Linked DNA regions of Homo sapiens: all the other regions are linked to region 2. A link is a contact called in ENCODE Hi-C or POLR2A ChIA-PET data. All regions are on one chromosome and are shown on one strand. The core of a region is the stretch at or near the end of the contact, and the rest is flanking DNA. Distances in the headings are between cores, read along the strand shown. Region 1 holds the start of GMPS (guanine monophosphate synthase). Region 2 holds the start of SIAH2 (siah E3 ubiquitin protein ligase 2). Region 3 holds the start of LINC00886 (long intergenic non-protein coding RNA 886). Region 4 holds the start of TIPARP (TCDD inducible poly(ADP-ribose) polymerase). Region 5 holds the start of U2SURP (U2 snRNP associated SURP domain containing).

Region 1 (4,490 bases), core at 585-3,084, 5.1 Mb before region 2:
ATCTATCAGCATAAAGATGAATCTTTCCAATGAGTTGTAAGACTCAAAACTAGGCAGAAAAATGCTTTGCAAGTCGACTAGTAATCGGGAAAGAGCTGGACAATGGGGTTTACATTTGCTCCTTAGGTCAGAAACTAAAGGTTTGTGTGTCTTAACAGCTCCCTGGACCTAAGCACCACTGGTGCCTTGGTTTAAAAGAGTTAAAATCAGCTACCTTATAATCTTTTACTCATTGTTCGACAAATACTTTTTGAATGATTACCGGGTGCTAAGCAACCATTCAAGAGGACCTCCTAAGATGTGACCCTTGAGCAGCACCTTTTAAAAAGAATGTTAAAATTCTGCCTGAACAAGGCACTACTATCTGACGTAGAGCACCAAATCCACCTCGAAGTATACAATCCCACCCCCCGAATGAAATTTAATTAAGTTTTTTCCTAAAGCTAGGCCCTCAACAGCGTACAGAGGAGGTGTATCTTAATGAAGTAAATCGCAATTCAAAACTGCACGGTTTCCCGCTGGCAAAACTGACTTAGTGAAGGTCAGAAAGAACTCCAGGCCAATGAAAATTTTAATACAGAGGTGAAAGCGAAGGTGCCCAATTCAAAAGCGGGACGAAAGTAAGAGGAACGGTCTAAGAAAAGTGAGTTGGAGGAGAGATGAGCAGCAGCGGTCAAACGTGCTCTCCCCGCCGGGTACGTCAAGGCGGCAACTTTTCCAGCACTCCGGAACTCCGGACTGCCCAGGCCTCGGGCGAGCTGGCACGGCTCGCGTCCCGGGGAGGGACCCCAAAGGCGGGGAAGCGGGTTACCCCGCAAACCAGCAAGCTCGACAGGGAGCAAGCTGGACGGGGGCGGGACCTGGACACACACCCTTTCCTCTCTGAGAAGGAAGCGGGGAGGGAGAACGGAGTGCGCGACCCTGGGGCCACCAGCCCTCACGCGGGCCTGCAGGGGCGTTGGGGGAGGGGGAAGACAGTGCAGCTCCGAGGGGTTCGTCCAGAACCGGCCTAACCGCCGCGGAGCCCAAGGCTGGCGGGGGGAATGGAGCGGGCCTCGCCGAGGGCAGGCGGGAAACGGGGTGGCGGGAAGACCAGAGGCCGGCCCAGCTCCAACGCCGCACAGGAGGCCCCGACCCTGCCCTGCCTTCGGCGGGCCCCGGGATCGCCACAACGGGCCCCCAGCCTCCCAGAGGGACGGGGTGGGAGCCGAGGAAGCCCCCACCCCGACACGCAGACACACAAGCCCGCTCGCCGCCCTACCCCCACCCTCGCGCCGCGCTCGCGGGCTCTGCGCCCCACAGCGGCGCGGGGGAGGCGGGGGCCAGCGACGCGGCCGCGGGGAGCTGATGCCCTCCCCGACGCCCGGACCTCGACACGCAGACAAGATCAACAAAGCATCGCCGCTCCCGAGATAAAACATGCCACAGGCCCCGACCAGGGACTCTACGACGCGTGGCTGCCCGGGGCGCAGGGCTGCGCGGACGGGCTGGGGGAAGGGGGTGGGGAAGGGCCTCGCGGGGTGGCTCCCCGGTCCGGGAGCCTCGCCTCCGCCGGGATGCGGTGCTGCAGGGACCCCCACGCTGACCTTGGAGTCTCCGTTGCACAGAGCCATCGGGGCCAGGGCCGGAGCCGCGGCGGTGACGGCGACAGTACGAGACGGGGCGGGAGGGTGCCGGAAGGGTCGGCGCCGCGGGCTGAGGTTGAGAAGGAGGCCTGGTCGAGGAGCAGCCGGCAGCGGAGAGGAGCCAGCCGCCAGAAAAGCGCCGAATGGAGCAACAGCAGCGGAGCGCGGGCCCCAGCGCCGCGGGAGAGAAGACCAGCAGCGCGCACGCTGCCCCCGCCTCCTGCTTCCGCCCCGGCCGGCCACTGGGAGGAGCCAGAGCCCGTTCGGCTTGGCAGCCGAGCCTCAGATACCCTCCGCAGCCGCCGCCAAACCGGCCGGCCCTCGAGAGGAGGGGCTCGCGGCGCCCGGCCCCGCCCCCAGCCCGGTCCCCGCCGGCAAAGCCGGCCGGGTCTCCCGCGGCCCGCCCTTGGGAGGAGGAGCCCGCGGCATCCACCGGCTCCGCCCCTCCTGCCCTCGCACCGAGGAGCCCGCCCCGGAGGAGGGGCCTGTGGCGCCGGCCAGGAGAAAAACCGAAGCCGAATCCGAGCTAGTTTGCTGCTGCCGGATTTGCCTGCTACCTTGGATGACTTCGGGAGGCTGGCGGCACCGAAGAGGCCTCCTGAGAGCTGGGCCCCTGGCGGAACTCTTAGCCGGTGGCGTGGCCTTATCTCAGGTTGCTGGACATGAAGGAGGCCAAGGCTGCTTTGGAAAGTTCCGTGGCCATATCTCAAGGATGTCATTGTAGGAACTGATCACTTAGATACTTCAAAAGTTATACAGCTCCCCACAAATACAGCAGGTGCAGTATTTCCAAAGAAAAGGGAGTTTGGGAGTGGTAATCTGGTGAGCAGCTGGCCCAGGGAACTGGTCGTGAAGCTCTGTTTGCACAACAGTGTTTTTATTGGAATTGTTTGTGGGGAAGGGGCTGCAGTCCCTCCACCTACCCCTTGGCAACCATCATGATGATGAGGTGTTACTTTGAATTTGGTTACCTAGAGGCCTAAATCGAGATTGGGGTATAAAGAATAATACTTGAGATGGCTTCCAGCTAACAAAGCCTTTCCACAAATATTTTTATTATAATACAGCCAACATTTTGCTGCAGTCATTCTTGTGTCAGACTGTAGCTAGGGTATTAAGGAGCCAGAGTGAGAAAATACTTTAAAAGCTAACTTTAACCAATCCCGTGAAAGTAGTAAGGTAGGATTGATGTTCTTATCCTTTTTACAAATGAGGAAATTGAGGCTTAGTGAGATAATGTGCCTCTCAGTATATATAGAATGTAAGGCCTGCCCAATCTGGGAAAGTGTAGACAGTTTATTAGTGAAATATTTACAAAAACGAAAGGCTTAAGGTCCTAGTGGGCCTGAGACTTAAGTATTTCGCTTACCTTTTTTTGAACGGAAAATTGAATATTTGAACTCTCCAAAGCCATGGATACTGGCTTCTCTGGGTAGGTCTGTATGCACAATCTAAAGAAGAGTGCAGTAACCAATAGGAGAACCTCAACTTACATAAACATCCACCCCTAATGGAGTGGAATGTGATGTGATATACTGGCATTAAGGATTGGCTAAGTCCCATCTATCTTAAACAATGCTTAGTTTAAATATATTCTAGGCTGGGCGTGGTGGCTCACACCTGTAATCCCAGCACTTTGGGAGGCCTAGGCGGGTGGATTACCTGAGGTCAGAGTTCCAGAACAGGCTGGCCAACATCATGAAACCTGTCTCTACTAAAAATACAAAAATTAGCCAGGCGTGGTGGCATGCGCCTATAATCCCAGCTACTCGGGAGGCTGAGGCAGGAGAATCGCTTGAACCCGGGAGGTGGAGGTTGCAGGGAGCCAAGATCATGCCATTGCACACCAGCCTGGGTGACAACAGCGAAACTCCATCTCAAAATAAACAAATAAATAAATAAATTCTAGTGGTCACCTGTGCTTAATGGCTAAGAATGTTGGCATGCACACAATATAGGATCCTGATATTCTTTCTTCTTTAGCTTCTGACTCTATTGACCCATCCCTCTTTGTTGAAACTGGATTTTCCTTAAAATGCACCAAAAAGTTGTCTTTTTATCTCTGTGATTGCTCTTGGTTGCCTTTGCTAGCTCCTTTTCCTATGTCTGGCCTTCAGGAGCTTTAAGTGTTGGATTTCTTCAGTATTTCTATTCCTAATCCTTTTCTCATCTTACTCTTCCTTGGAGCACTTGTTTAAAAATACAGACTTGTTGGCCAGGTGCGGTGGCTCACACCTGTAATCCCAGCACTTTGACAGGCCAAGGCAGGTGGATCACCTGAGGTCAGGAGTTCGAGACCAGCTTGGCCAACATGGTGAAACCCTGTCTCTACTTAAAAATACAAAAAATTAGCCAGGTGTGGTGGTGGACACCTGTAATCCAGCTACTTGGGAGGCTGAGGCAGGAGAATTCTTGAACCTGGGAGGTGGAGGTTGCAGTGAGCCAAGATCGTGCCACTGCATTCCAGCCTGGGCAACAAGAGTGAAACTCCACCTCAAAATAAATAAATAAATAAAATACGGACTTGTTAAAATACCCTTAATATGCTCTATGTTTTAACAACTCTGTTCTGTGCTCCAGACCCAGATAACTATATTCATCCTCAGTTCAATTGTCAGTGTCATATTAGGCCCCAAACTCAACAAGTTCAAAACAAAACTTCTTTCCCAAACTTCTTATTGACACTCACTTTTTATTTTTCTTTTTTTTTTTAGATGGAGTTTCGCCCTTGTTGCCCAGGCTGGAGTGCAGTGGCACAATCTCAGCTCACTGCAACCTCCACCTCCTGGGTTCAAGCAATTCTCCTGCCTCAGCCTCCCGAGTAGCTGGGATTACAGGCCCCCCCCAACCATCATACCTGGCTAC
Region 2 (4,437 bases), core at 1,402-3,901:
TATACCAGGGGAGGCATCTGCCAGGGTAAGAGTGGATGGGTTCGCTGTATTTTTAGAAAAATAAACCAAATTCTCTCTGCAGAGAATTGCTTTTCCTGTTATTTCTTTCAACACCTCCCAAACCAAATTGTTTTCTGAATGACCAGGGCCTATCTAGCTGGAACACTTAAAGCTCGTGTCAATGGGGCAAGGGTGAGGACTCCAGTCTCCTAATGAGAGCTAGTAAGAAGCCGTGGGGATGGAGGTCATCACACAGAGAGGCTAGAAGTGGAAGGAAAGAAAATGTGTTCCATTAATAAATTCCAAATGCTTTGATTTTAAATTAAGAATGAAAAATATTACATTTCCTCCAATAACAGTAAAACAGTAGGTGATTTTTGTGTTATCACTTATATTTTGTGTCATAAAAAGGTGAAAATGAAATAAATAGAACATGATTTAATTTTTCTCTCTAGACCAGCTAAGGAAAGAGTTTATGTAAAGTTTGCCCACAAAATTTAGTGCTTTATTATAGGCTGAACAACTGTTTTCTGACTCTGTTGAGTGTGCTAATCTTAACTGTTTAACAAGACTGTAAGTAGGAATCAGGCATAATTTAGAGGCATACAGACTAGTAGTTAAGAAGGGCTCCTAGCGTGTTCCCACATTCTCAGCTGTGTGATCTTGAGCAAAGTAACCTATGTCTCGGTTTCCTCAACTGTAAAATGGAGATAACAGTAGTATTCATCACAGAGAGTTATGATAAATACTTAAAACTATCCATGCCCAACATACAGTGGGCACTCAATTAACATTAGTTATTATTTTATGCTCCCTACCTATCCAAAAACTCAGGTTCAGCCATGTTACTAAAGAGCTTCCAAAAACCTACAAAACCTAGTGTTGTTGTGTGTTCTTAAAAAAACAAACAAAACCCTACAGTGGTTTACCCCTATCATTGAGGTAAATGTCTTATTAAGCCAGTTGAGGCTCCCCTTGTGCTAACGCCACACCCCTACACTCCCGTTATATCCCCTCCAAGTCCCAATGCAATCCCAGAATACATGCTTTCACTCTGTGCTTTTTAGCTCCTGCTATAATGCCTGCCCACCCCGTGGTATCTGAAATCCTTCTTCTCCCACGAGTGCTTGGTTATTGGGCCTTGCTCTCTTACTAGAATGTAAACTGCATGAGAACCATTCTCAGAGCTCCAACAGTAGCTGACACATGATAAATGCTCAGGAAACATTTACTGAACGATTGAATACACCTATTAAGTTTTTTCAAGATTTATACCAAATTCCATCAATTCCATGCATGTATTCTTTCTACAGAAGCCCTTTGTAAGATTAAACTTTATTTCTTCTGGGCTCTTACGCCATATTTCTTGGACAAATTGTATTCATTCATTTTAAACATCCACTAATATTTTTAAAAGATAAGAGCTAATGTTTAAACAGTGCTTATGATGGGCGAGGTTGTTTTAAAAGCTTGAAATATATTAAACTCATTTACTCCTCACTGCCCCACCTATAAGATAGGTATTTTTTTTTCCACTTTTACAGTTGGAGGGAACCATTTTTCACTCAGTCCTAACAGTTGGTCCTTACCTCTGTGTCTCCTATAAATTTCCGATTTCTACCTAAGGTAACCCTTTCCCCAATTCCGGAATCGTTGGCTCAAGCAAAGTCTGCAGAAAAACAATTTTAACTCGGAGCACACAGTTACATTTGGACATGCGGTTCACCCCGGGCAACCGTGCCCTCTAGCGCTTCTGCTGGGCGCGCAGGGTGGCCCTACGCCTCGCAACAAAGACTCGGACTTCGGCCGGCTCTCTACCAAGCGGACGCAGCGCCTTACACTGGAGTTTCACCCACTGTCTTCAGAGACCTCACGACCCAACCTACGTTTCTGACATTTCTAGATGATCTCGAACTCTTAGCCAACGCTGCCCATGAGCTCCCTCCTCGGCCTGCTATACGAGCCAGGGGCGCTCAATTCAACGAAGCTTCCTCCTGGTCCGCTGGGAAAGGAATAAAGGGAGCTTACATCCTCCCCACCGCCCCCCTCTTTACTCAACCCCACCGTTAACTGTACAAAACTAGGTCCTGTGCCCGCTGCAGACCCAACTCGAGCCCCTCGCCCTGCTCCCACCCAATGCTTCTCGTCCTGACTCCGAACACAGAACGCGGGTGGCCGCTTCGCCCTCTTCTCCTGCGTGCTGGTGACTCAGCCCTGAGAAGAGAAACCTCTCGGTTTTTTCCGACTAGTGCAGGGGCGCCCGCGCCCCGCCCCTGCCCGCCCGCGTCCGGTCCCACCCACCGTCCACGCTCCCGCCCCGCCTGAAGTTGCCTTTCTCGTTTGAGCTGAGGGACGCGTCAGCCAGGCACCCCGGGGTGTGGCCAGAGGACTTCGGCGACGCTTCCCCGAGAGTAGCCCCCCTCCTCAACCCAGAAAAGACAACCCCGCGGGGCTGCAGCGAGCCAGGCATGCTCACTGGCGCAGGCCCGGCCCGCAGCCCGAGCAGGAAGCGCCGGCGCTAGGCGGCCCCCTGCGCTGCCAGCTGGAGCCGGGCGGAGCCAGCGCCCCGGCGCAGGGTGGCTCTGCCAGTCCCCGCGCGCCTGGGCGGCCGCACACGTGTCCAGGCGTCACGTCCGCGCGCGCCCCCGGGGCTTGCGTCAGCGGCTGTTCCAGAAGCGGGTGGGCCAGGGCTCTGCGCACCGCTGGGGTTCGGGGCCCGGGACGCCGCCGGGAGGAGGGCACCGCGCGGGGTCCGACGCGGAGGCGTGCTCGGAACGCCGGGGGCTGCGGAGTGCATCAGCGCGGTCCAGCCCTCCGCCTGCCGGGCGCCGAGCGTCTCCGCCGCCCGGACCTGGGCTGGGCGCCGTGGCGTTGCCTCGGAGCTCGCTGCCCGCGGGGCGCGCACCGCCTTGACCCGGGCGGCCCCGCGGCAGGCAGGCGCCCGCAGTTCCATGGTTGGTTCGGAGCGCGATGAGCCGCCCGTCCTCCACCGGCCCCAGCGCTAATAAACCCTGCAGCAAGCAGCCGCCGCCGCAGCCCCAGCACACTCCGTCCCCGGCTGCGCCCCCGGCCGCCGCCACCATCTCGGCTGCGGGCCCCGGCTCGTCCGCGGTGCCCGCCGCGGCGGCGGTGATCTCGGGCCCCGGCGGCGGCGGCGGGGCCGGCCCGGTGTCCCCGCAGCACCACGAGCTGACCTCGCTCTTCGAGTGTCCGGTCTGCTTTGACTATGTCCTGCCTCCTATTCTGCAGTGCCAGGCCGGGCACCTGGTGTGTAACCAATGCCGCCAGAAGTTGAGCTGCTGCCCGACGTGCAGGGGCGCCCTGACGCCCAGCATCAGGAACCTGGCTATGGAGAAGGTGGCCTCGGCAGTCCTGTTTCCCTGTAAGGTAAGCCCAGGGACAGCCCACGTACCTCCGCCGGTGACCTCAGGGACTCCGGTATCCGCCAGCCCACTCGCAGGCCCGGAGAGGCGGGCGGCATCTCTCATTTAAAAAAAAAAAAGAAAAAATGTTTACACTTCGTCCACCCTCCCTCAAGCCCACTTTGGGTGTAGGTCTGGGTTGACATTTACCGAGTAATAATTGTTAATAGACAATTAACAGATTAATTGGCATTTGCTGATCGTTAGAACATCGTAGCTCACCCGGCCCAATGCCCGCGTCCTCTGCAGACGTGTATTCGGGTACTCTCGGTAGGGCTGGGCCGCACCAGTAAAACTTGGACCGAGAAACTGACTGTGTGGGGATTGAGGAGGGAGGAAACGGGCGAGCTAAACGCCCCCTTTACCAGCGCTGGGCTCGGCTGAATTGATAATTGGAGTCCTGCACCCCGCGCCTACCGTCTGCGCACCCCTGACACGTGGGAGCTCTCGGGATTGTAGCTAAAAAAAGGGCGCCTACAGCCTGTTTTCCTCTAGCTAGAAGAAAACCCTGCAAGCCACGCCTTTTTCTCTCCTAGCCTTCCAAAGACTGGGAAGGACTGAGGAGTTGTGGCTGCGTTGTTGTACTAAGTGGGGTGAAAACAGTCAATCAAGAAATTAACAAGGGCACTCAAGAGCTGTTGTTACAGTTGTTTAAAGCTCATCACTTCATTTTTTATTTAATGTAAAAAGTTTTCAATGCCCTTGCGAAAAATGCAAGCCACCAAGACAAGAAGTAAAATGAAAGACCAAGATCTCTCCCCTCCTTTCCCACCATTGTTAGGTTTAGTGTGTATCTTTTTAAACTATATATACATACACCCTCGCAGCTAAATATAGAATCATAGATGTCAGTGTATGTCAGGGAGGTTTTTTAATACCCACACATAGATGTAAGTTTTTCTCCAAAAATGGCATCTGCAACTTGCTGTTCTTAAATTCATATTATCACACATATTTCTCTATGCCTGAAACCTAGTCGACTTCATTGTATTTTAAATGGCTGCATAGTATTGCA
Region 3 (4,361 bases), core at 1,384-3,883, 6.1 Mb before region 2:
CTTCATTTCTGAGATTTTCATAGGATTCTAATGAAGAATCTAAGATTCCAACTCACATTTGTTTTGATAAGCGATTGGTAAAAGTGATTTCATTCTCCCTTTGTAAAGATGAAGTTAATGTTTCTATACCTATTATTTTAAGTAGCTACTGAATTTACAGGAAACAAAGTATAAAAATTTTTCTGTCATTTTGTTCTACCTCCATTGATAGTGTTTTTAATGCCATTAAATGAGTTCCAAATCATCTTAAAGATATTTTCTTAGGGACTACTGATATCAAATATCAAGCATTTTATGAGATCTATCAACCACATGAAAAATATTAAAATAAGTATAGTAGCCCTGGTTTGCAATGATGTAGAGCAATTAGCAATCTTAAACACTGCTGTTGGGGTGAAAAATTAGAACATTTATTATGTTTTAAACCCCTTAAAATGTTCAAAACTATTACAGTTGACACATGATCCTCCTTCTTCCTTTTGTTCAGGAATTCAGACCTCTGTACTGCCCTCCCCCTGTCCTACCCCCAAGCATGCATGAATCAGCCCAAGTCCAGAAGTGAGTTCAGATTAGATCAATTCTGTTAGCACCTTCCCCTTTACCAGTGATTAAATCAGGAATGCGTCTATGATCCAATTATGACTAGAAGTTCCAAGAGACGTTTGCTGGAAGCTTTAGGAAAATTCTTTCTTATTAGCACATATATTCAGTGTTCACCACAGTCTTATAATGTTTTAAAACAGGAAATACTAAAATGTGAAATACATTGATTTACTCGAACAACAGTGTGCAGCTGTTAGAAATGATGATGTGGTTCTTTGCTGATGTGGTTGAATGTCCCAATAGATTGTTCTGTGACAAAAAGCAAGTTAAAAATTGTGTTATAACTACAAAAAAAAAAAACCGTAATATTCTAAACAGCATTCTAAATGTATATTTTATTATTTCTATAAATACATATCTCTTCTCATAGAATCAGAAGAGGTAAACAATCAAGTTTCAGGAAAGCAGGAGCCAGTATTGCTTTGAGAACCTCAGATATGCAATGTGGAATTTGCAAAAGCCATAAAAAGGCTCAGCCCTTAGAATCTACCACTTAATGAAAGTTGGTTCCATTTTCTTTTATTGTTGGCAGTCTCTGCACATGGCAGAGCAGTGGTGGCTGACGGTCCAATTTTGTCACCAAAAGGAACTGGGGAGAAGGCATCTATGCCCACCCTCCTGTTAGAAAATTGCCAGGAAATGACTTTCTTTGGCACAACTTGGATGATATGCAATCTCTTTAACCAAATTACTAAGGCCAGGAGGAGTCAAGTGCTGTTTGTCATTGGCTTACCTTGAGTCAGGTATATGCCTCTCGACCAAGTGTGGGGACCAAGTAGGCAAGGCCACACACAATGACACCTCCCTTTCTAACTACATTCTAGAAGAGTAAAGGCAGAAGCACAATCCAGGCAGGAAGGGTAGGCAGTTCTGTCCCAGAAGAAATTAAGCGTGCTGGGCAGACCAGGAAAAAAAAAAAAAATCCCACGTGAGAATCAGTCAGCTGGTAGAACATTTTAAAATTAAACAGTGAATCTTGCTGCCTTTTCCCACATATGGTAAGCTGAGATGAGAATATGTATTTTTGAGAAAGCTTCCTAGGAGTTTATTGTGTCTATTCTAACCCTAGAGAATCCCCCCTTTCCTATAATGTTACATGTATCACAAAAACAAATGTGTGTGTAACTAGGCACTATAGGCCTAAGAGTCATAATAGGGAAATAAGAGAGCATAGATTCACCAAATCAAAGTTTAAGTACATAGAAAATAAACTAATGTGGAATTTCCCAAGCTTTCAGTTGACTGGGGTGCTCTTGTGTTAAAAACTATCGTGGTAACATTTTTTGTTTTGTCCTCTAAACTTGATTTATCTGCAAATCTACAAACATTTTAATTATGTAAATAGATATCTGTGCGGGCAAAACACTTTTTGCTCACATGATCTTGAGAAGGAACTTAGATTCTGGTGTCTTAAAACGTGGCACCTTTTTTATGTCCTTGGGGCTTTTGAGTCACCATATAAATGAGGTCTCTCATGTTCGTATGCCAGGGAGATCAACCACCTCTGATTTTAAAATAAAACACTGCAAAGAAAGCTTCCGGGAGGAATGAGAGCATGCCCCAAATCACGACTCTGTAATTAGTCTTTGTGCAGAGCGGACAGAAATTTCGTCCCAAAGCCACCGTCCTTGCTCTGGTTCCTTTCTCTGTAAGCATGTCACACGAACCACACTCCTGCGCCATGCATCGCAATTTAAAGCTTTCCTTGTAAAGTTTCCCCAGCTTGATTGCTTATGGAAAGAGCAGCTCCGGTTCCCAATTCGTTTAATACATCCTGTCCGAGCGCGTTTTATTACCGAATGTTACCCACGTTGTGATAACAAGGGGACGCTGTGTCCTCCCCCGGTGAACTCACTCCCTGTCCCAGAAATATAGCGTGACTGCCCTCCCCGGCGGTGTTTTGAAAGTAGAAGCCGGGCGCCGCCCTCCAGCACCTGCACCTCCCGCCCGGCGACGGCCGCCTGAAGCACGAAGTGCGTGCGACCGCAGCCCGGCAGGTCACGCAACCCCAGGCCGCCGCGCCGCCTGCGTGCCTGCAGCCCGCCGGCCCCGCCCCCGCTGCCTGCTTCCGCCGCTTTAGTGCACGCTCGGGCTTCCTGGTGCGCCCGGAGCCTGCCTCGCGTGCCGACCCCGCCGCGTAATCCGGCGAGGCATCCCAGATTCCGCCCGGCTCCAGACGCCCTCCACCGACTTTAGTTCGAGCAGGTGACGCCCTCATTTTAACGCCGAAAAGTGTCAGTTCCCGATATACAACAAACACCTCAGGCTGCGAAACGTGGGATAAGGGGACAGCGGGCTGAGAGTCGACCTCGCCCCTGGGCCCCTCTCGGCCTCCTTGGCGCCTGCTCCCTGCCCGCTCCGTCGGGCGGCCCTGTGCGGGCGGAGAGAGCAGCAAGGCGGCCTCCCGCACTGCCTGGATTTCGAGGGCGGGGGCGGGCGCGGGGGCAGCCCGGCCAGGGCTAGGAGACCCGGGAAGGGGTCGCCAGCGAGTGGCCTTCGCGGAGCTGCCTCACCCCGCCTGCCTGGAGCCGGGAGCCCGGCGTGCACTGACGCCTGGGGCACGCTGGGGGCGACTTTCGTGGCCGGGCGGCTGACCCCGGCGACCCGGCGCAGTGTCCAGAAGTGCGCTGGGGGGTAATGAAGGGCAGCGCTCGCTGAGGCTGAAAGGAGCGAGGGCCGGCGCTGTGTAGGTTAGATTCTTTGTTGACGTCTGGGAGCCGTCTTTTGAAGAATGAGAACGGGGCCGTTATTGCAAGTAGGATGGGCTTCATCGTGGGCCTCGAAGGATCAGGGGTGGGCGCGCCGGCTGCCAGGGCCCCTCTCACGCCACGCCGCGTGCAGGCGAGGGGAAGCGCGTGTCGTGACGACCTGCGATGAGATCAGTTTGAGTAACCACAGCCGTCGGGGCTGAGAAATGCAGCCAGTCACGCAGCGCAGCGCAGCTCAGCGCTGGCTCTGGCCGGGTGGCCGCAGCCGCTCCGCGCTTCGCAGAGGGAGGTGGGGGTGGATCAGCCCCTTCCAGGTGGTCGCCGGTGGGGGCGTCAGAACTATTCTAAGAGGGTGGGGAGCCAGAGAAGAAAACCATACAAAATGCAACTTGCATGATTAGGAGGCTGAATTCTATGAGCAAATGGGTTTTCAAGAAGCACACTGAAAATAACCTCTGTAAATGGTTGTCTCTTACACTTTGCCCAGTAGATAACTGTTTAAAAACTACTCTAACACGGAATTCAAAGGTCATTCAAATGTGCCTTCAATTTGTTTATATTACTTAGTTTAACAGGCAGTACACACGGCTCACATATGCGTGCATGAAATTTAATTTATACAGTCAAGTCTGGAAGCATGGTTTGGCAAGAGGAATAATTGTGAATTCAGTTAAAGTCAGGGTACAAACAGCCAGATTACTTAAAAGGACAGATGAACTGAAAAAAAAATCAGTCCATGAGGAAGCTGTTACATTCATCTTTTCATGGTCTTGAACATCTTATACCAACTCAACAATAATACCCAGCGGAAACTTCTAATTAGACACAGAAAACGCAAGTATTAGCTGTGTGGGCAAGCATCAAAAAGCCTCATGTTAGAGACAGACACATGAATAACATCTATAACGTAACAGCGTATATCTTTTTTTTTTTTTTTTGAGACGGAGTCTTGCTCTGTCACCCAGCCTGGAGTGCAGTGGTGCGATCTCGGCTCACTGCAAGCTCCGCCTCCAGGGTTCATGCCATTCTCCTGCCTCAGTCTCCCCAGCA
Region 4 (4,578 bases), core at 1,509-4,008, 5.9 Mb before region 2:
AGTGGGGTGGGAAATGGGAGGTAGAAATAACTGTATCTAGATGATGACAGCAGGGAAACCACATTTCCACTCAGCTTTGCGGTTCTCTTTATAGTTGTTTATGTATCACCTATCTCATGAGTTGACAAAAAGTTTCTTTAAAAGTTCATCAAATGAAAGATAAACTTCAAACTTAAAACAGTGAGTCAATTTAAGGGTATAAGAACATACACAAGTAACAGGGGCTCTCAATTGAAATGTTCTATGGGAGAAAGCCAGGAGTCTGTTAAGCATTTCTATATTCAGAAAGCTCTAATATACTATCCAAGAATGTTAAGAGTCTACTTTTACAACCCCCAAAAACATTACCGCTTCTGATGGAATACAAGGGTGTGTTTAGTAACAGAAGCCCCATTAGCAACAACCACTGCACGATGTGTCAGAAGACAAGCACAACTTGGTAACACAGAAAAAGCCTCCTAGTTCTTGCCTTCAGAAAAGTTACATACATACATTTTTAAAGAGCAAATGAAGGCATACTATAGAAAAATAAAAAAAAAATATAAAACACACACCAAATTTCAGATTCCTAATCAACTACTGAAAGAGACGAAAAAGTCCTTTCTTCCAAGAATCAGACCCCTTGAAAAAAACTGAAATTTGAAAACATTTACTGAGATTGTGCCAGGTGAGAAAGGAATGGTGATGAGCAATTAATCCTCTTCTCTCTTGTCCAATAAACTGAAAGAGATCTGTGACGCAAGGTCCCATGACTTAATCAAATATGCATCCTAGGTGCCCAATAAAGTGCCTAGCTACCACAATGCACACAGCTGGTGTTCCATATATATTTTGTTGGCTGAATTAGTTAAGAAAAGCACATATTAAATGCTTAGTTCTTTGTTGTTTGTGGGTCAACAACAAAAGGTAAAACTGAGTGTCCCCAAAAGTGAATATTAAAAATTTAATTGGAGAGTCATAAATCTATGTGTAAGAAGTCCATCAAATTCAGAAAAGTAAAATACAAAGCAGTTTATAACGAAGTATTAAATTTACATGATAAGTACAAAAGGAAAAGGCAGAAAAAGGAGAGTTCACTGTAAGCTGGCATTGTTAGGGAAAGCTTCACGAAGAAGGAGGGATCTGACATGAGACATAAATCAACTGGAAAGGAGCCAAGCCAGGCGTTATTATTCATCATTTGGTGTTATTGCCTCAAGGCACAATTGGCACAGATTGTGGTATTCCCTCTCCACCATACCAAACCGGCCTGTGCTTTCCCCACGCGCACACTCTCTAACCACTCCTATCAAACCCAATCAAGGTAAAATAGACACTAAATCGATTTTATTTATATGTGTGTCTGCGCGTACACACGCAAGCGCGCGCGCGCAACTTTTCCTATTATTGCCCTTTCATCAAACTCGGAAACAAAACTGGGAGGAAGAAGCAGAGAACTGGAGAAGTGGCTGGAGGGGGAAAGCCACTAGAACCTAGCTCCTCAATTAGTTTTCATAACAGAAAAATAAAGATGAGAAGAACACATCCTCCGGTCTCCAGCGGCAGGCGACACACCGCGACACCCCTCACCTCGTGACGCTGGGGTTCTGCGGCACTCCCGGCCAAAAGCACTTTCCGAAAAAACTGCCGCTCCAAAGCCTGCCCGCCCGCCGCCGCGCGACACCCCGGCGCCGAGCCCGGGTCCGAGTGACGCCTCCTGTTGGCCGCGGCGGTTTGCTCAGCTCCTGGTCCCGGGCCGCGCCAACTCCGCGCAGTGCAGCTGAGGCGCCGCCCGGCTCTGCAATTCCGGGTGTTCCCGGGCGTCCCCGCCCCCGCCTTCCCCTCAGCAGGCGCCTGGGCGCCCCCCAACTCCTGTCCAGCCTCCTTCGGACCAACGACCCGCCCCGGCCTCCCTGCATCCCAGAGACTACTCGCGGCGCCTTCTCTCTCTAATTCTTCTTTACCCCCTCAGCTCACCTCCCGAGGAGCGTCCAACGGGTCTTGGGGGCTCGCAGAACTGAGCCGCGAAGCGCGGGGGAAAGGCGGCGAGCGCTTCCCGCGGCGGCGGGGAGGAAGACGAAGACTTGTGCGCTCTCAAAGTTAATGTGAAAACATCTTCCAAACTTCTGGGCTGCAGCCCGAAACGCGGGGTAGCCGGAAGGCTCCCGTAGCTGCCGTGCCCTCCCCCCCGGGGTCTGGGAAGGGCTCCTAGGCGCCTCAGAGCACCCGGGGTCGGCCCGCGGGGGAGGCCGCATAGACGCGCCCCCACCCTGACGAACGGGGAAGGGGCAGGCGCCTGCGACCCCAACTAAATCCTTCGGCGCCTCGGTCTGATGTATACACCTGCCACAGGCTCTAAGTGCCTAAGAAGTGTAAACCAATTCCATCTTCATGCTGACGGGACCCGAGTGAATTCGGTACAAAGGGCAGTCTCAAAATCAATCACCCCGATCCGCGAGAGCCCCGCACACTGCCGGCGCGGGGCCGGGGCCGGGGCCGGAGCCGCGAGGCCGGCGCTCGCACTCCCCGCTAGGGTTCTTCAGCCCCTCAGTGCCCTCCCGGAGCCCTTTACCTGAACGGGAGCCTGAGAGAACGGACGACAGGAGCCGAGTGGAAAGCAGTGCCCGCGCCGGAGATCAGCGCCGAGGGCGGGAGCCGACGTCTAGGGACCACAGAGCCGCGACGCGGCGAGCCGCGCACGGGCCATTCCGCCGCCGCGAACGCAGAAAGCCTCGACCGCGCTCCGAGTCCAGCCAGCTCGCCTGTCACCTCGATCTCTGCTTTAAGTGGCTTCCGGTCGCCTCCTCCCGACGGCCCGTCGCGGAGGCGGAGCCTGGGCGGCCGGAGTTCGGTGGGGTGGGGTGAGGAGGCCGGGCGCTCAGTGGGTGTCGGGAAGAAGACCCGCCCCCTGCGCGCGCGTGCGCGTTCGTTCGAGGGGAGGCGCGCGAGTTCTGTGCGGTGGACTTATGCTCCCGCGAGGGGGCGTGTCCTTTCTCGCGTCCGCAGTGTCCCTGAGGGTCCGCGTCTACACGCGGCTGTGAGGAAGGAAGGCGCGTGCCGCGTGGGACGGGCTCCACCTGCCTGCGGACAGATGGAGGGTCACTTTGTTCCGAGAAGACCCAGACACCCGAGGGAGGATGTGAAACGGAACGACCCGTTTCGGTGCGGTTGGCTTTGTTTATTTGCCTACTCCCCAGACGCCTCCAGCCTCTGATTCCGGCACACCCTGTGAGGAAGCAAACGGCTGCCTCCCCCACTGCCACCAGACGAGGTCGCCTGCCCCGAGCCGGACAGGCTGGACAGGCTGCGCACCTGCGGCGGCCGACTATTTCGTGGGCCTTGTACGCCACCTTGCAGAAGGGAAGCTGTGAGGTTTTGGCGATAGAAGCGCATTTACTTGTGTTTTAAAGCCCACAAACGCCGTAGTGACTAACTTATTCATTCAGCAAATGTCTGTCAGAGCGTCTATTACGTACCAGGCATGTAGCCTGAACTTCACGCCTGTCCTCATGGAGCTTGCAGAGCACCTCTGAAATACACACCACATACGGAATGGCCATATTTTCTGGGTTGTAAAATACTTTGAATTGTAACTCCATATATTGAATAGATTTTCAGTAGTGAGGGAAGAAACAATACATTTAGTTCATATAATCCATATGTACGAAAAAGAAGTGCTGGTAATTCCAGACATGGAAGTCAGTAAAACTAGGAGCTAAGAGGTAATAATCATAGACATTATGATTCTAAGCCTTTGTTAAACGGTTCTAAACCAGACTGGGTAAGCGCACCAGCAATGAATAGATTAAGGGTGTTATCTCCTTAGCAGCTTATTTCAAATTGCATCAAGGCAGGGCCATTAAACTAAGGTGAGAATGATATGGGCGGAATTCAGAGGACAATAGGTAAAAGATGAAAATCTTTACATTTAAAATCTTATTGAGACAAGATCTTGGTCAGTGTCTACTCATACATAGAATTGCCTAGAAGCTAATATTTGAGTTTACCATATTACTGTTGGCTTTCTATTTTTCTCATTTGTTCTGTTTCTTTTCTGTCCTTTTGTGCCTTCTTGTAGATTATTAATTCCACTCCCTTGTAACAATTAGGTTGTTATACATTCTTTATGCTTTTAGTAGTATTTCAGTTATTTATTGCTGTGTTCAAACCACCCCCAAAATATAATGACTTAAAACAATGGCTCTTTTATTTACTCATGATTCTGAATTCTCTGGCACAGGAATTCAGTCAGGGCATAGTACAGGTGGCTCATTTCTGCTCCATGATGTCTGGGGCTTCAATTAGCGTGGGCATACTGGGGCCTGGCTGGAATGGCTTAACTAGGGTCATAAGTCTTGGGACTTAAGGATGGAGATGGAGTTTCATGACAAAAATGAAGTGAACATGATGTGGAAAATATGGACATGGAAGCCACGAGCTAAGGATGCTGGAACAGAAAGAAGGCTGTTAGCTACATACCTTGGTTTTTCTCTACATGGCTTCTCCATATGGCTAATTTAGGCTTCCTCACAGCATCATAATCTTAGGATTGCAAGAGGGGACATTCCAAAAAGACAAGCCTCAATGTGCAAGCCTTTA
Region 5 (4,416 bases), core at 94-2,593, 7.8 Mb after region 2:
GTACTGAGGAGGGGGAAAAAAAACTGACACAATACCTTGTAAAGAAGCCGAAACTGGCCCCTCACCAAAGTTTCTATGTAACTAAACGATGTCTGTTAAGACCATTACTAATTATGAATTAATTATTTTGGTGTACATCGTTCACCAAATGGCATAAACAGTCGGATTAGAGAAAGCAAGTAGAAAACGAGTTATGATGTTTCTCAGAACTGTAAACGCAAGCTTCTCTCCTACCGTAAATTTAACTTTCTAATAGCCGATTTACAGTCACACACTCTTTAAGATTTAACAGTCCCTAGCACCTGAAAGTGTTACACAGCTTCTTGCATCAGCATCGGAAAGTTTAACTACCTCGTGGCAGTACCAATTACTTTTAATATATTCGAGACCAGAAACCCAAACCAAAAAACGATTAAATGTCCCGCCCAAGATGGCAACTAAGAACCCAACCGTACTAATGCTTAACTACTACCACAGCTCACTGGTTTCACAATACGTGCCCAGGGTTCCCTGTAAACACAAATGCAATTTACTAATCGTATGTAGCTTACAAGTCTACGGAGCTTCTCTTTTCACTGTTTCTTCAACATAAAGAAAGAGACCACGAGTCCTCTACCCTCAAAAGTGCTTTTTACTTCCCGTTAAGGTAAAGACCACGTGTAGACTGTACATTAACCTTGGCTATGCAGCACTGCAAAGGAGAGCTGCTCCCGCCTCTGCATTTCCCACTCCGTGTCTTTGCCCTAGTGGTCCTCCCCTCACAGCTGGCGACCCTAGAGGTTATTCATTCCTTGGAGGGAAACTGAGGGAGGCCGGAAGTGAGTGAGATCCAAAACCGAGAAAAAAGCAGCAGACATTTAAGCACCGGGAAGCGATTCCCGCCTCTCTCCCAGGCGCTGTCTGGCGGCCTCAGGGCGCAGGAAGCTGAGATACAGGAGAGCGTTTTCACTGCTTCAGACCTCAATCTGAATTCCTGATTTCACTCCAATGCCAAGCGCGGGCCGAAGCACTCACGCCTCCACCCACTGGGCACGCCAGTCTCGAGCTGAATCCCGGCTGGGACTATGGGGAGATACCAGGCCTCTCAACCTGCGCACAACGGTGCGGCGGCGCCCGGGCCTACCGTCGCGACTAGAATGCAGACCCCAATCCCAATCGCCTCTCACAGGCCAGAAGCGTCTGTGGGCCCCAAACGACAGTGGTAGATCCGCTGACTTACGAAATTTTGTCAGAAATTACCTTTGAACTGGCCTTCTGAGATCCGCCTGGCGTTTTGTCCGCCATCTTGAGCTTTGCCCCTCCTTCGGCGGCGGCAGCAGCACGGGCGAGTCGAGCACCGAAAGAGCGGATCTCAGTGAAGCCCGCCAGAGGCGCCTGCAAGGCTGAATAGTCGACTGTCGAGATAGCGACCTTAGGGGCAGCCGCTCACGTGACTTCCGGTGTCAGTAATTTCCTCAGCCGCGCTCACTCCGCTAGTTTTCCTGGGAGTCACGGTGCTTGGTCGCGTTATTGGGTCCGGGAATTCAGAGAATCAGGGCCAGCTGATACTTCACCCTCTTATCCCAACGCCAACCCTTGATAGATGCGAACCAGTCGTATTTCCTTTGTGGGAAAGGAGTCGCTTTTTAAAGACGTGCACTGGCCATCTAGGGAGGAGCTTTTACTTCAACTCAAAATAGGACTGGAGCTGACTGGTGACCTGGCGCTCGATGGACGGAAACGCTGTTCTTGCCGCTTCGGCAGCTCCCATACTGGTGGGAGAGGCAAACTTGCAGTCTGCTCATCTTAAGATGGTGAATGTTGAGATAGGGTTGCTCCCGAAAAGCCGAGAAGAGGAGCCGTTTGACCCAACTTGAGGGTGATCCGATAGACACTCTTTAGGGCGTCTGCAGAGTGGGTGCGCGTGGAGACAGTCAATAAGAGAAAATCGTAAATACAGATGGTATTCTAAATCTAGCATGCATGTAAAGTTGTGTGACATTTTAAAGATTACATTTTACACTTTAGTATTGTTTTCATTTTTAATCACATAAATGGGGGAACACCATATTAAACTTTTCTGAACTTAGTACTTTTTTAAAAAGTTCTTAATCAGGGCCTAGATTCAAAGACGGAAAGCTTGCTTGAGAAGGCCATGCCCGAATCAGGCCAGGCAAGGAAAGAAAGGACATTCCAGACAGAGGGAGTAATTGAGGTAAAAGCCTGTGGCATGAATCAGTACAGCCGATCGTGCAGGTCACCTAAAGCAGTCGTTTTATTAGACCAGGTGTGGGGAGGGACGTGGTTGGACAGGGGTGCGGGTGCAGGTTCACACAGCGCCCTGAGGTCACCATCGTGCTTAGGAGTTAGAATTCTGTTCTCAGAATGAAGATCGGCCTTTAACAAGGTTGAAATGGTCAGATTTTTATTTTAAAGTATTGCTCTGAGGACTAGGGTGGGAGTGGAGGGCGTTTGTGGACCTCTCCCTAAATCATTTATTCAAAATATTTTTGAGCCCCGTTTTGTGTGTAAAAGCCTGCCCAAAGTGTTGTAGGGCTTACAGAGACAGACAAACATGCACTGTCTTCATATGATTTAAAACTTAATGAGAAATGGAGGAGACAAGGAAACCGCAAACTGACACTATGCATAATTAAATTGATGCTGCAAGGAAGGATCAATAGCTGAGGGACCTCTGAAAGAAGTAATTAATTCTGAGAGTAGGAGTGAGGAAAAGAGACGGGGCGGGGCAGGGGGGGGGGTGGTCATAGAGAAGAAAGCATTTGAACCAGCTCTGAAGAAGTAGAATTTTGTTGAATGGCGGGGGTGGGGAGCGAGGGAAGCACTTAGAACAGGATCTGACACAAGGCTGGCTCTCAAGAAAGATTAACAGACATATATGCCAGCCACTAAGGAATCAGCAGGCCAGGCCTCCTATTCTCTGTGAGGGTATGAGGGTAGAAGAACAGACAGTAAACAAGAAATGATCTGAAAGTGACAAGTGCTACACATGAAATTAGAATGACTTGCACCCTCCAACCCAATTCAATTTACTTCTACTGCTGGATTCTGTCATACTTTTTCAGTTCTGGGCCTCTTCCCTCAACCTTGCCCTGCCCTCTCATTGAAGTCTAATCCAATTCTACTCTGGGTGAAGATGTCCCTTCCTCCAGGAAGGCTTACAGTCCTCCCTCCCCACCAATCCTAAATCAGAGACCCTTCTGTTTCCAAGGAACCTATACTTTACCACTTTGAAGAGCTCAGCACACTAGATCTTAACAGGGTTTTGTTTTGTTTTGTTTGTTTTGAGACGTCTCGCTCTGTCGCCTAGGCTGGAGTGCAGTGGCGTGATCTCGGCTCACTGCAAGCTCCGCCTCCTGGGTTCATGCCATTCTCCTGCCACAGCCTCCCGAGTAGCTGGGACTATAGGCGCCCGCCACCACGCTCGGGTAATTTTTTGTATTTTCAGTAGAGACGGGGTTTCACCATGTTAATCAGGATGGTCTCCATCTCCTGACCTCGTGATCCACCCACCTCGGCCTCCCAAAGTGCTGGGATTACAGGCGTGAGCCACCGCGCCCAGCCTAGATCTTAACTGTTTATAGGATTAGAAAGTGAAATCATCAGCTGAGATGAAGAGGAGAAGTGGGACTGGGTATGCCTTGTGGTGTTCTGACAATGCCACAGGCTGATTTTGTCACTAGAAAGTGAATATGTGTAGCTTTTCAGTCAAATCCCCAAAGTCCTACTTATTTTAAAAATAATTTTTACTAAATACTCCTGAAGAGTCAAAAACAAAAGAATGCAGACTTCTTTCCTCTCTTCTTTTTTATATTGTAAGCCCCAAAGCAAGTCAGACAAATATGATGTGACTAGAAATAATACGGGCCTTTATTAAGGGTTAAGTACGCTTTTAAAAATTCAAAATCATTGCCAGGCACAGTGGCTCAGGCTTGTACTCCTAGCACTTTGGGAGGCCAAGGCGGGCAGATCAAGGCAGGCAGATGGCTTGAACCCATGAGTTCGAGACCAGCCTGGGCAACATGGCAAAACCTTATTTCTACAAAAAAATATTTAAAAATCAGCCAGATGTGGTGGCATGCATCTGTAGTCCCAGATAGGAGGCTGAAGTGGGAGGACCACCAGAGCACTGGGAATCTTGCCATTGCACTCCAGTCTGGGCAACAGAGTGACCCTATCTCAGGAAAAAAAAAAAAAAATTGAACATCACAATTATGAGTAAGAATTCTTGATACGTGAAATTCTGGCCCTATTACGTCATGAAATTCTGGCCCTATTACTCAAATTACAAATTCAGGAAAGTGAAATAGCATGAAAATAATCCAAATGGAATTTTATGGAATCTGAATAATTAGATTAGTGCTAAGGGACTACACATAAACAGTAAGAATCATGCAATTTACTGCAACTAGTATT

Evidence for each region. A loop is a pair of places that touch in the nucleus more often than their neighbours do. ChIA-PET counts read pairs that join two places held with the same protein, here RNA polymerase II (POLR2A). Pooled maps may share reads with other maps.
Region 1: a loop to region 2 is called in a pooled map, with 17 times the contacts of the local background. The contact joins the promoter of GMPS here to the promoter of SIAH2 in region 2. A Hi-C loop is called at or near these places in 8 of 50 pooled maps. POLR2A ChIA-PET finds 5 or more read pairs at or near these places in 3 of 52 experiments (HCT116, activated CD8-positive, alpha-beta memory T cell and naive thymus-derived CD8-positive, alpha-beta T cell).
Region 3: a loop to region 2 is called in a pooled map, with 14 times the contacts of the local background. The contact joins the promoter of LINC00886 here to the promoter of SIAH2 in region 2. A Hi-C loop is called at or near these places in 2 of 37 single-sample maps with no recorded cell type and 11 of 50 pooled maps.
Region 4: a loop to region 2 is called in a map of B cell, with 21 times the contacts of the local background. The contact joins the promoter of TIPARP here to the promoter of SIAH2 in region 2. A Hi-C loop is called at or near these places in 1 of 168 maps with a recorded cell type or tissue (B cell), 1 of 37 single-sample maps with no recorded cell type and 8 of 50 pooled maps.
Region 5: a loop to region 2 is called in a map of naive thymus-derived CD4-positive, alpha-beta T cell, with 15 times the contacts of the local background. The contact joins the promoter of U2SURP here to the promoter of SIAH2 in region 2. A Hi-C loop is called at or near these places in 1 of 168 maps with a recorded cell type or tissue (naive thymus-derived CD4-positive, alpha-beta T cell) and 7 of 50 pooled maps. POLR2A ChIA-PET finds 5 or more read pairs at or near these places in 2 of 52 experiments (MCF 10A and activated B cell).

Annotation. Positions count from the first base shown.
Region 1 is chr3:155,867,994-155,872,483 of GRCh38, reverse strand. It overlaps GMPS (guanine monophosphate synthase), which reads right to left and starts at 1,834. Exons shown (of 16, transcript NM_003875.3): 1 at 1,587-1,834. The coding sequence starts at 1,613. RefSeq lists enhancers at 1,041-1,800, 2,340-2,389 and a silencer at 980-2,199.
Region 2 is chr3:150,761,383-150,765,819 of GRCh38, reverse strand. It overlaps SIAH2 (siah E3 ubiquitin protein ligase 2), which reads left to right and starts at 2,651. Exons shown (of 2, transcript NM_005067.7): 1 at 2,651-3,387. The coding sequence starts at 2,971. It overlaps SIAH2-AS1 (SIAH2 and CLRN1 antisense RNA 1), which reads right to left and starts at 3,883. Exons shown (of 3, transcript NR_187306.1): 1 at 3,840-3,883; 2 at 3,413-3,481. RefSeq lists enhancers at 1,656-1,715, 2,234-3,180 and a silencer at 2,226-3,125.
Region 3 is chr3:156,815,334-156,819,694 of GRCh38, reverse strand. It overlaps LINC00886 (long intergenic non-protein coding RNA 886), which reads left to right and starts at 2,633. Exons shown (of 3, transcript NR_038387.1): 1 at 2,633-2,808. RefSeq lists an enhancer at 1,536-2,735 and silencers at 2,620-2,829, 2,850-3,179.
Region 4 is chr3:156,672,770-156,677,347 of GRCh38, reverse strand. It overlaps TIPARP (TCDD inducible poly(ADP-ribose) polymerase), which reads right to left and starts at 2,758. Exons shown (of 6, transcript NM_015508.5): 1 at 2,552-2,758. It overlaps TIPARP-AS1 (TIPARP antisense RNA 1), which reads left to right and starts at 1,635. Exons shown (of 1, transcript NR_027954.1): 1 at 1,635-4,177. RefSeq lists silencers at 1,673-2,032, 2,403-2,472, 2,503-2,552 and an enhancer at 2,963-3,262.
Region 5 is chr3:142,998,497-143,002,912 of GRCh38, reverse strand. It overlaps U2SURP (U2 snRNP associated SURP domain containing), which reads right to left and starts at 1,343. Exons shown (of 28, transcript NM_001080415.2): 1 at 1,240-1,343. The coding sequence starts at 1,284. It overlaps PAQR9-AS1 (PAQR9 antisense RNA 1), which reads right to left. Exons shown (of 5, transcript NR_125393.1): 5 at 1,823-1,886. It overlaps LOC100289361 (a long non-coding RNA gene), which reads left to right and starts at 1,446. Exons shown (of 1, transcript NR_034032.1): 1 at 1,446-2,068. RefSeq lists enhancers at 982-1,631, 906-1,905, 2,905-3,905.